Regions from separate parts of the Homo sapiens genome. Here all the other regions are linked to region 3. A link is a loop called in an ENCODE intact Hi-C map of the cell type or tissue named here. Cell type or tissue: Caco-2. All regions are shown on one strand. Links, peaks and the distances in the headings refer to the core of each region. The heading gives the core; the rest is flanking DNA. Region 1 holds the start of LOC124907892 (a long non-coding RNA gene). Region 2 overlaps NCKAP5 (NCK associated protein 5). Region 3 holds the start of LOC105373622 (a long non-coding RNA gene).

What was found. Peaks named below come from ENCODE experiments on the same cell type or tissue, not always from the same donor. Only the 100,000 strongest peaks of a DNase experiment are listed, where the experiment ranks them.
Region 1: it touches region 3 in a loop (11-fold over the local background); 1 of 110 quality-filtered maps calls a loop at or near these places.
Region 2: it touches region 3 in a loop (6-fold over the local background); 1 of 110 quality-filtered maps calls a loop at or near these places.

The regions. Positions count from the first base shown.
Region 1 is chr2:132,342,571-132,348,540 of GRCh38, forward strand. It overlaps LOC124907892 (a long non-coding RNA gene), which reads left to right and starts at 4,903. Exons shown (of 2, transcript XR_007087241.1): 1 at 4,903-4,945; 2 at 5,628-5,857. In Caco-2, for the core only: no CTCF peak of the experiment used is centred there; a DNase peak (open chromatin) is centred at 4,891; H3K4me3 peaks cover 1,169 bases.
Region 2 is chr2:132,851,249-132,853,748 of GRCh38, forward strand. The region is part of intron 11 of NCKAP5 (NCK associated protein 5); the gene reads right to left. Among named protein-coding and RNA genes, the nearest start is that of NCKAP5-AS1, 63 kb to the right of the region's middle. In Caco-2, for the core only: no CTCF peak of the experiment used is centred there; no DNase peak of the experiment used is centred there.
Region 3 is chr2:132,267,341-132,269,840 of GRCh38, forward strand. It overlaps LOC105373622 (a long non-coding RNA gene), which reads left to right and starts at 1,281. Exons shown (of 3, transcript XR_923341.3): 1 at 1,281-1,402. RefSeq lists enhancers at 327-839, 840-1,351. In Caco-2, for the core only: a CTCF peak has its summit at 1,354 (motif pointing right); a DNase peak (open chromatin) is centred at 1,281.

The DNA of each region.
Region 1 (5,970 bases), core at 3,471-5,970, 79 kb after region 3:
TGTTACAACTAATGAACGAATATCGACACATTATTATTAACTAAAGTCTGTGGTTGACATTAGGGCTTACTCTTTGTGTTGTACATTCCATGGGTTTTGACAAAGCATAACATCCTATATCCACCATACCATATCATACAGAATAGTGTCACTGCTTAAAAATACCCTGTACTCTACCAATTAATCTCTCTGAACCTCTAACAACCACTGATCACTTTACTGACCTTTAGTTTTGCCTTTTCCAGATTATCATATAGTTGAATTACAGTATGTAGCTTTGACAGACTGGCTTCTTTCCATTAACAATATGAATTTAAGGTTATTCTATGTGTTTTCATAACTTCATATCTCATTTCTTTTTATGGCTGAATAATACTCTATTGTATTGATGTACCACAGTTTGTTGGTCATATATCATTGATTTTTACAGATTGAAATATCACTTACATTCAGAAAAGTGTCCAAATCATAAATACACATGTGAAAGTATGAACATAAAATGAACAGCTGTATAATCACCACTCACAGCCAAAAATGGAGCATGGTAGAATTGCAAACACCCCACTCTCACAGCATCATGATGCTTTCTTCCCCAGGAAAAGAAACCACTACCCTAAGTTTTAAGGTTCCCTTGCTTTTCTTTATATTTTTACTATTTAAGTGTCCAAAATCATCCTACTGATGAATTTTGCATGTCTAATGAACAAGTGGAATCACGCTGCATCTACGGGGTTTGTCTAGTTATTTTGCTCAACATATTTATGGGAGTCATCATGGTATTGCATGTACAGCTAAAGTTTGTTCAGTGTCCTTGCTCTTACCTTGTGTAAATAACAAAAAATATTTATCCATACTATCATCGATGGACATCTGAAGTATTCTCAGCTTGTCATTGTGATGAATGATCCTGCTATGAACATTCTTATATGTGTATTTTGGTACACATTTCTTATGGGTTTATACACTGAGTAGATTTAAGTGTCATAAGAAATGCTTTTCAAATTGGGCTCTACAATCCACCAGCCTTAGATTGTTGCATGTAGTGGGAGGTATAGGTCAATTTCAGTTTTATTTCACAATATTCAATTTAACAGCAACATGTGTTGAATATTTGTCCTGTTCCCATGGTGCTGCAGTGCCACATTTGTTGCAGATCTGAAGTCAACATGAGCATGCATATAAAATTCAAAAGATCTACACATAAAATATTAAAATTAATTAGATTATTTGGCAAGATTGCAGGATAAAGGAGCAAATGTGGTATTTAGTAGAAATGGTTGGAGTGGACATCATTATTTCGTTCCCCATCGTAGAGGAAATGTTTTCAATATTTCACTATTCCTTTTGGTATTTGTTGCCATTTTTGTAGATCTTTACTATTGCTTAGTTGCCTAAATTTTCTTATGACAAATGGGTGATTAATCAAACTTTTTTTTTCTGTTTCTGATACCTAGGTCATGATGTGTTACCCTCATATATGATTGGCAACATTTTGTTTAGGATTTTTGAAAGTATATTTATGACGAGATAGACCTGTCATTTTCTTTTTCTTTCTTTTTTCTTTTCTTTTTTTTTTTTTCTTGAGATGGAGTCTCACTCTGTCACCCAGGCTGGAGTGCAGTGGCACGATCTCAGCTCACTGCAATCTCCACCTCCCAGGTTCAAGTGATTCTCTTGCCTCAGCCTCCCAAGTAGCTGGGAATACAGGCGCGTGCCTCCATACCTGGCTTTTTTTTTTTTTTTTGTATTTTTAGTAGAAACGGGGTTTCACTGTGTTAGTGTTTGCCAGAATGGTCTGGATCTCCTGATCTCATGATCTGCTTGCCTTAGCCCCCTAAAGTGCTGGGATTACAGGCATGAGCCACCATGCCTGGCCAGACCTGTCATTTTCTATTCTAATGAAGCCTCTCACAAATTTTGTCAGTGTTATTATAGTGGCCTCATAAAGTTAGTTGGAAAGTGTTTCCTATTTTGTTATTCTGAGGAATAATTTTGAGATGAACATGGTTTCTTCTTTAAATATTTGGTGGAATTCACTGATGACACCAGATTTCAATGCCATACTCTTTTATCTATGGATTACTTAAAAGTGGTTTGATTAATTTCTAAACAAGTTTATAATTTAGGGTTCACCTAGAAGATAGAAACCTTACGAATTATTTGAAAAGAAAAATTAGCATATTGTAGAGTTGGTAGCTAGATTTCTGAAAGAGCAGAAAAAGAACTCTGGGCCAGATGCTGTGGCTCACGCCTGTAATCCCAGCACTTTGGGAGGCTGAGGCGGGTGGATCACGAGGTCAGGAGTTCAAGACCAGCCTGGCCAACATGGTGAAACCCCATCTCTACTGATAACACAAAAATTAGCTGGGAGTGGTGGTGCATGCCTGTAATTCCAGCTATTTGGGAGGCTGAGGCAGGAGAATTGCTTGGAGCCGAGACGCAGGGGTTGCAGTGAGCCGAGATGGCACCACTGCACTTCAGCCCGGGGAACTGAGCGAGACTCTGTCAAAAAAAAAAAAAAAAAAAAAAAAACTCTAATATATGATGGAAGTAGCAACTGCAGGAAGTAGCAACTGCAGCAAGCAGCAACCACCTGAGGTCTGAGGAAACAAAGTGAAGAGACAGGAATTACTAAAACTTAGAAGCTTGGAGGAAGGTCATGCTCACCTGAAACTCAGACCTCTAAGGAGAGGCCAGTGTTCAGCTGGCTCTGCTGTCTCTGAGCTCAGAAACAGGGCCCTGCAGTTTTAGCACTTAGACATCTAAGGATCAGTCTTTGGGAAGTTGTTTAATAATGTTTATAAAGAGCCATGATGAAATAGGTATTCAAGTGTTAGAAAAACTGAAAATTAGGCAGTTGCTACAAGAAAAAGTACTGCTGGCTGGCAGGCACAGGATACAGTATATCTCCCTGCCCCCACCACCCCTATACTCTTCTGCTAATAGTTGCCGAACACAGAACCAGATTGGGGGTGTAGAGGTCGGGAAAGATTGGCTGCAGACTCCCCCATTCCAGCCCCATAAAGCGGCGTGAAGAATGGTGGGTTTGGAGATGAGACAATATTTATTAAATGCACACATGAATCATTTAGTTGTATTTTTATTGATTTCTAGCCAAATTTCACTGTATTCGAAAACATAGTATTTCAGTATTTTGAAATCCCATATCATTTTACTCATTTGTACAAATCTTATGTGCTCTTGAAAAGATGTGCATTTTAATTTTTGCTAGAATCTTTCTTTCCCCCAGCTTCATATAGGTGTCAAAAGTGCTGCAGAGATTCTAGGCTTTTCAGATCCTAGACTAGACCATCATCCCCAGGAGAAAATTAGCCCCAAATGCATGACTCTCCCAACTGTTTCTGAATTTTGGCCCACCATTTCTCCATTATCTTGTCTTTTGATGTCTTTTGACATTTAAAAAGTTTGCTCACCTTTCCTCTGCTACATGTTTGTTCCAAATCACTCATTTTATTATTACTAGAAGTGGAAGTATACAAAGTATTATTCTGTCCCTTTTATTTTTAAATTTTCCTTTCATTTTTTTCAAAAAAATCACCTATTATCAGATTGATCCTCTTTAATATGTAAACCGTATGGATTTTCAAAAACATTTCCTTGGAAAGGAGTTAAATAAAGAATCAAATAGTCTCATCTCTTAATAGTGTCTTTTAAGCCACTGAGCGTTTTCACAGATTGGTCGTTATGTCTTTTTATTTTCCTCTTCCTTTTCTGGATTGAGTCAACCCATTCACCGTCCTCCCTGAGTCATCCTCCATAAGACAACTTACAATATTTGCTATATCAAGAGCAGGGTGAAAATAGGTGATAGATTTTTCTCAAAGAAGAAAAAAATTTCAAGGTTTTACAAGGGACTTATCCCTTCTCATAATAATAACATTTTGTCTGTATCAGTACAGCCCTTCTATTTGCCTTATGACTTGCATTTCATCATCAGTAGTTAAAGCAGAGGAAACGTGGGAACCGCTTGCTGTTTCTGTTTATGGCCTCATCAACGGTTGCATCTGTTTTTTTTTGTGGATTCTTGGCATCCACGTTCTTGTGGATCTTGCAACAAACACATTATGGTAGGTAGCAGCAGCACTATCAGTTTCAGACGCGTCCACACCAAAATGGAATAAAAAAGTAATCCAGTCAAAGAAAGGTTGAGATCCTGTATTCCTCAAATTCGGTGTCCAGTACAAATCAGCCCAATTTCCTTTGAGTACCTGCATTTTTAGAGCACACATCCCTTCCATTCTGTAATTCTTTTTTTTTCTTCCTGTATTGCAAGCTTCTCCGTTCTCTCCTTTGTGGGATATTTTCTTGGTAGGTAGGTAGGAAGGTAGGTAAAGTCCGCTTTGGTTGAGTTTATTTGGGTTTGTGTAGCGTTTGAAAAAAAATAAATTCAAACTCTAGGGGGAAGGGAGTAGAGCTTGACTGGCAGTATAAAATTAGACGGCTAACCAAAAGAGAATAGTGACTATACAAATACTGACTATCCAAACGAGAAAGAGACGACTTAAGGGGAAGTGCTGCCCTGCAAGAAATTCCGGGAATTGTCCAGAAGATCCACAGGGTCAGAGACACACGCGCCAAAAAGGCGCCTTTCATGCACGGTCCTCCGGGGAAAACAGAGAAATATATATAGGAGCTCTCTGCCTTTGGAAGCATTTCGGTTCCAGGAAGGGAGAGTTAAGGAATTCCTTTGGGACCGGCACATGTGAAATATGATCCAGGCTCTCCGCTTGGCACCCTGCACTTGCGTCCTAGGCAGGCAGAGAGTGGAGAGTTTTTCTAGGAATTCTGGGAAGTGTAGTTTGGGAGCCCCGTGTAGTCGGGTAACTTCCGCTCTAGGAGGCTGAGGCCGTCTCCCTGATCCCGTCGAGAATTCTGGGAAGCGTAGTCCAGGAGGTCTCCGTAGGGAGAGCCACTTCCGCCCAAGGTACGCTAGGCCGCGGCCTTCTTTTCTCCCAGAAAGGTGACCCTCCCCGCCCTGCGTCCTGCTCCTTCCGTCCATACTGATGTTTGTTTTGCTGGAGGCCAGTAGCAACTGGACAGTAGCTCTAGGGGAGGAGAATCCACCTGCGGCGAAGGGTGGGATTTGTTTTCTTTGAGCCTTCTCCAGTGTGGGGCAGCTGGCGCATCTCCACTTAGCGCCGGGGGTCCGGGATCCTACATCGCAGGGACTGGGGATCTCCTGGGTTCTGTACTCCCCCAGCCCTTTCCCCTGACCATCAGCCAGCTCTGCCATTTCCTAGCAGTATAATAAAAGGCGAGTATCTTAATCTCTCTGCCTATGTTTCTTTTTCTTTAAAATGGTACTAGTATCTATCTAATGGAGTTCTTTTGAGAGTTAAATAAAAAGGCTTGGAACAGAGCCTGACAGGTGGTAGAAGATGGGTCTCTTGTTATTAGCACGTTTTAATTTTCTGAGAAGGACTCAGTTCCCTGAAAGCTTCTGTGAGCCCAGGATGGGGTCAGAGCTCCAGCTGCAGAGTATCCCTGGCCCTTTTCTGATCACTGAGAGATTTTTCTTTAGGAGAGGATCACTCCGGGCTGTCTGGGCAGTCCACTGTAATTCATGCAGGAGTTCTGATTTCTCCCATCCTCCTTTCCTTCTTTAGCCTTGACTTCTTGAAAAAGGCTGCAGGGAGAAGGAGGGAATAACCCTTTGGCACTTGGCAGCGGAGTCTCACCTGAGTAGTACTTATCATCCTTTTTTCCCAGGGAGACAATATTTCCTTCATTCATTGGCAAATTCTGCTCGAAGATGCCCTGATATTTGTTCAATAAATGCAGAAACGGATGAGGGAGAACTTGGGCATGAGTAATAAAGATAGTATTTAAACATTGAGTGCTGATCATTCTTAGAGTTTGATATGAATTAACATATTTAATCCTCACAAGAGCCCTTTGAGGCTGGGTTGGGTGCCACCATTCCCATCTTAAAGAAAAGCAAAGAGACAC
Region 2 (2,500 bases), core at 1-2,500, 580 kb after region 3:
GGATTTTTGAAAACTTGACCTGAGCTTGTGTGTGCTTGTATATGAGGTAGTAGATGGAAGTGGGGTGTGTCTTTTTGCCTTTGAATCTGGCCCAACTGTTCTAGTGCAGCCAGGTGTAAGCTATAAACCAGTGGCATTAGGATATGAGAGTATCTTGCCCTGAGAATCTTTATCTTCATCCCCCTGATCACACTGGGGGCTACTGTGAGCCCAGTCCCAGTGTATTTCTGAGCAGCTGCAGCAGGCCAGGCACAACTGAAGGTTAACCCCGCTTGCCTCTAGGGTCTGGCCATCCCGGGCTGCACGGGGCTTCAGTGGCCTTCCTGCAGTTCTCTTCCCAAGGAGGCTCAGCCTGTTCTGGTTTTGCTAAGAGACCCTGGATGCGTCTATTTGCCTCGTTGGTATCTACCCTCCCCTCCCTTCCTTGACCCATGCAGCCAAGATTCAGGACTTCAAAGACATCCTTCCTTCCTGCAGCCCGACAGGTTAAAGATTTGTTCCCAAGTCTCCTGAAGAGCTGCGTCAGATTGCAAATCACTGGCCAGTTCCAGAAAGCTGCTCCCAAGTGTTTCAGGGCAGCTCTTAGACCAGTGCACCCTCGTGGTAAGAGAGGTGACAGAACAAAGCCAGAATTGCTTTTCATTTCTGGAAACACTAGTCTTTCATGTCAGAGTTTAGGTTACTTAATCTTTTCGTGCCGGGAATAAGATTTCCCTAGTGTGACATCTGCTGATAGCAATGGACAGTCCATGATTTCCAGCGCCAAGAAATTAATACTCTAATCTGCATAATCAAATCCCCAGGTAAGCATCACCATTCCTTTCTCAGTACTTTCTGTCCCTTGCATTTCCAAATCCTTCTATTTATCCAAAACTCAGAATGAAAATGTAGTGCTTAATAACAATTTTTACTAGGGGAGTTTTTAGGTTACTATGATAGACATTTACTGCACAAAATTTACTAAATTCAGGATAATCAGGTTTTCTTATGTGTTTGAAATATGATAAAAATATATATCGCCTGAATGTTTCATGCTACAGGGTGCATTTTGTGAATTTACACTTCAATCACTTAGTCTACTGCAATATAATGTTGATTTATGTTCAGGGTTTGAACCTCTATTCAATGTTGAAATCCTTAAAACAAACTTTAGACACAGAGGGCTCTTCACTTTTCCATTAGACTTCTTAATCCAGTTTAACTATATCCTTCTTCAGTTAAAAAGCTAGAAAGAAGTGTTGTTGAAGGTCACAGTGACAGAAATTTCAGCCAGCATGACACTCCTGGAGGTTATTGTTTTCCTACAGAGCTGGATGAGTTAATCTGGTATTGTTGCAAGAGGTTGGGAAGGCCAAACAAGGCCGAATCAGGGTAAGACAATTTTATAGTCTTACAGCTATAATTAAATCCAGGACCTGGGATCAATGTAAATATAAATCCCAGTATTAGTCCTGAATTTAGTTCACAAATTGCTTTTTGGAAACTGTTACCCTAGCAAACTCCTATTTATTCTTCAAAGTCAAGGTTAGCTGTGACCACACCCTAGAAGGCTTTCCTGACACCCAGAATAGTGTTTGTCACTTTTTCCTCTGAGGACCTTGGATGGTATATGTTTCTGTTGCATTTACTACTCTACTGCACAACTGTTTGTTTATATTATCTATCTCCTTATTAAATGATGACCTTTTTAAGTCTGAAACTGTGTCTAAACTATCTCTGTGTCCTCAGGAGCTAGTACACTACCAAGGACATAGTGCTCAATGAATTTTTGTTGAAATAATGAATAAAGCAATATATTCTGGCTGTCCCATGAATATGATTGTGCAGCATAGTGCCCAGGTGTTCTGAGCACATGCACCAAGTTTTAAATTAAACTGCCACCACTTTCAGGGCAGAGAAAGAAAAGCAGGTTGCAGGCCAATTCTGGTCCATGGTTGCCTTATTGGGTTTCCTCAGTGTCATTAAATAGCTGAACTAGGTGTTAGCCAACATTTAAAATTTGAGAGACTACATGCAAAAGTCTGCATTTCTAGCTTCTTACAATTTTCAAAGCTATGGCGACATCTAGCTAGCATTTCCATGGGGCCTAACTGGCTGGGGCTGGCTGCAGGGCACACAACTTCCTTTCCTGCTTCCTTCACCTGGCTTAGCCCCTTAAGGCATCTGATCTCCGAGCATGAGAGTTTTCATTGTTTTGGTGAGAGGATGGTTTATGTAAAGCCAGCCACATAGTAATACAGATTGACACATATGATGGGAAGTCAGCCATGTGCTCTTGAAAGCAATTAATACCTATTAATACAATTAATACATATATCTAATTTTAGGAGGATATGAAGAATAGAAATTTAGGTGCCTTCCATTAAGTTACTTAAAATTTAAGAGGGAGTAGAATGGGGAGATAAAAACCCATGAAACAATATGGAAACATCAGTCCCCCTGACCAAAGGCACATTCATATAATACAATCTCTACAGCTTACGGAGCCAACAATTCCAAG
Region 3 (2,500 bases), core at 1-2,500:
AGAGACAGGCAGGCAGAGAAAGGGAGTAAGACAGAAGACACACACAGTGAGAAAGACAGGCAGAGAGAGAGAGAAATAGGCAGAGAGAGAGAGACAGAGAGAGTGAGAGAGAAAACAGAGAAAGAGAGAGACAGAGACAGACAGAGAGACAGAGAGAGGAGCAGGAAGGGCGTGCTCAGGAAATAATTACACATATTTTATAACGCTTTTGATCCCGTAAACGGTGGCCGAGGTGTGCTTTGAAAACAACAACAACAGCAACAAGAGCAGCAGCAGCATTCGCTTACGGGTTTCTAGAACATAAGATGTTCTGAAGTCTAGTAAACATCAACGGGCTCTCACTACACGTTGAGAGATTCACAAAAGCTCTAGTTAACAGGAGAAAACAGCAGCTAATGTGTCTTGGGGAAAATATACGTCTTCCTGAAAATTGCGGATTTCTACTTCACCTGAAAAGAAATACATACGAAAAAGGAAAAACACGAACAAAACAAAACAAGCCAACGAACACGGGCCAATGCACCGTCCCTGGAAATCTTAAGTGAGCAAAGTATTAGTTTTCAGAAACCGTTTCTATTTTGGGCAAATGCTAAGAAGGCCCAGATTAGAGCTGTGACGCCCTTCCCATTGTGAAACTATGTTGGCCGGAGGGAGGAGAAACTAAAACATCATGATAAAAGGTGATTGAGACCCAGCCAGAGTGAAGCTTTCCTAGGGAGGGAGGCCTGAGGAGGGAAGCGGGGGAAGAAACCCACAACTGCAGACCCGCCCGCTTGCCCACGCGGGTCAAGGGCTATGCCATCGGCCCAAGCTGCCTCTGGGGAAGTGGGACCGTGCCACCCCCATCTTCAAAAACGGTGACCACTGAGTGAGGCCTGACGCCCACCGATGCAAATGTCAGCCTGGCAAGAATGAGATCGCCGGCAAGGGGTGGGGGAAGGGGAGAGAAGACGGAGGCACACCGGGGTGGCTCCGGAAGGTTTCCAAGCAGGGTGTTGGGAGGCGGGGGGTGGGGGTTTGGGGGGAACCCACCTAACTGACTCACTAAATGAAGGTAAAGGGACGTGGGTAGTGGGGGGAGCCGAGGGGCGACTTGAAAATTAAACTGACCCCTCCTAAATCCCAAGTAGAAGAGTCTATGCACACGAAAGAAACCAACACACAAAGAAAACTAAAGCTCTGATCAAAGAACAATAGGGCCCCAGCCAGGGCAGAGGTTCCCTAGGCAACGAGGGAGAGAGGGAGGGGCCTCCAGAAGGGAGAGAGAGAAACCGGTTGCCCCAGGTTCGGTGAAGTCTGGGAGACCTCCCTCTGTGTCACCTCGACTTTCAATAACAGTGGCCGCTAGGTGATGCCCGAAGACAACCGATGCCTGCAAATGTCAGTCAGCACGGAAAAGAATGTATGTATGTATGTATGTATGTATGTATGTATGTATGTATGTATGTATGTATTTATTTATAGACAGAGTCTCACTCACTCTACAGCCTGGGCTGTAGTGCAGTGGTGCGATCTCAGCTCACTGCAGCCTCCGCCTCCCAGGTTCAAGCGATTCTCCAGCCTCAGCCTCCCAAGTAGCTGGCATTACAGGCACCTGCCCCACCGCTCCTGACTCAGTTTTGTATTTTTAGTAGAGACGGGGTTTCGCTGTGTTGGCAAGGTTGGTCTCGAACTCCCAACCTCAGGTGATCCACCCGCCTCGGCGTCCCAAAGTGCTGGGATGACAGATGTGAGCCACCACGCCCGGCCTTAACCGTTTACTTTTAAGTTGAGGAACTTATCAGGGAAATATGAGAAGTACAGACGCCACACGTGACAGACAGAAAAGTCTGAAAATGCCCCTTGCATCCAAGTGGGGACCCGGCCTCGACCTCCCGAAATCATACACCGAGTGGGGAAGCCCAGCAAGGCCCGTCTGTCTAGATTCTTCTCAGCCTCTCTAAGCACCTAAGCATGCACTTCTCACTTTCGTGGAAGGGGCAGAGCCCTCCCCGTCATGAGGTGTCTGACAGACTGACACAGAAAGAGACAGACATAGAAAGACAGAGACGGACAGAGAGAGATAGAGAGAAACAGACAGAAAGAGAGAGAGATGGAGAGTGAGTGAGAGAGAGAGAGACATGGAGGGAGAGAGACAGAAAGGCAGAGAAAAAGAGTAAGACAGAAGACACAGTGAGAGAGACAGGCAGAGAGAGAGAGAGACAGAGACAAAGACAAAGAAAGAGAGAGAAAGAGACGGACAGAGAGAGACAGAAACAGAAAGAGAGAGAGAGAGAAACAGAAAGGGAGGGAGAGAGACAGAGACAGAGAGACTGACAGACAGATAGGCAGAGAAAGAGAGTAAGACAGAAGACAGATACAGTGAGAGAGACAGGCAGAGAGAGACAGAGGGAGAGACAGACAGAGAAAGAGACAGAGAGAGAAAGCAGAGATGGAGAGAGAGAGACAGACAGAAACAGAAAGAGAGAGAGACAGAGACAGAGAGAAGCAGACAGACAGG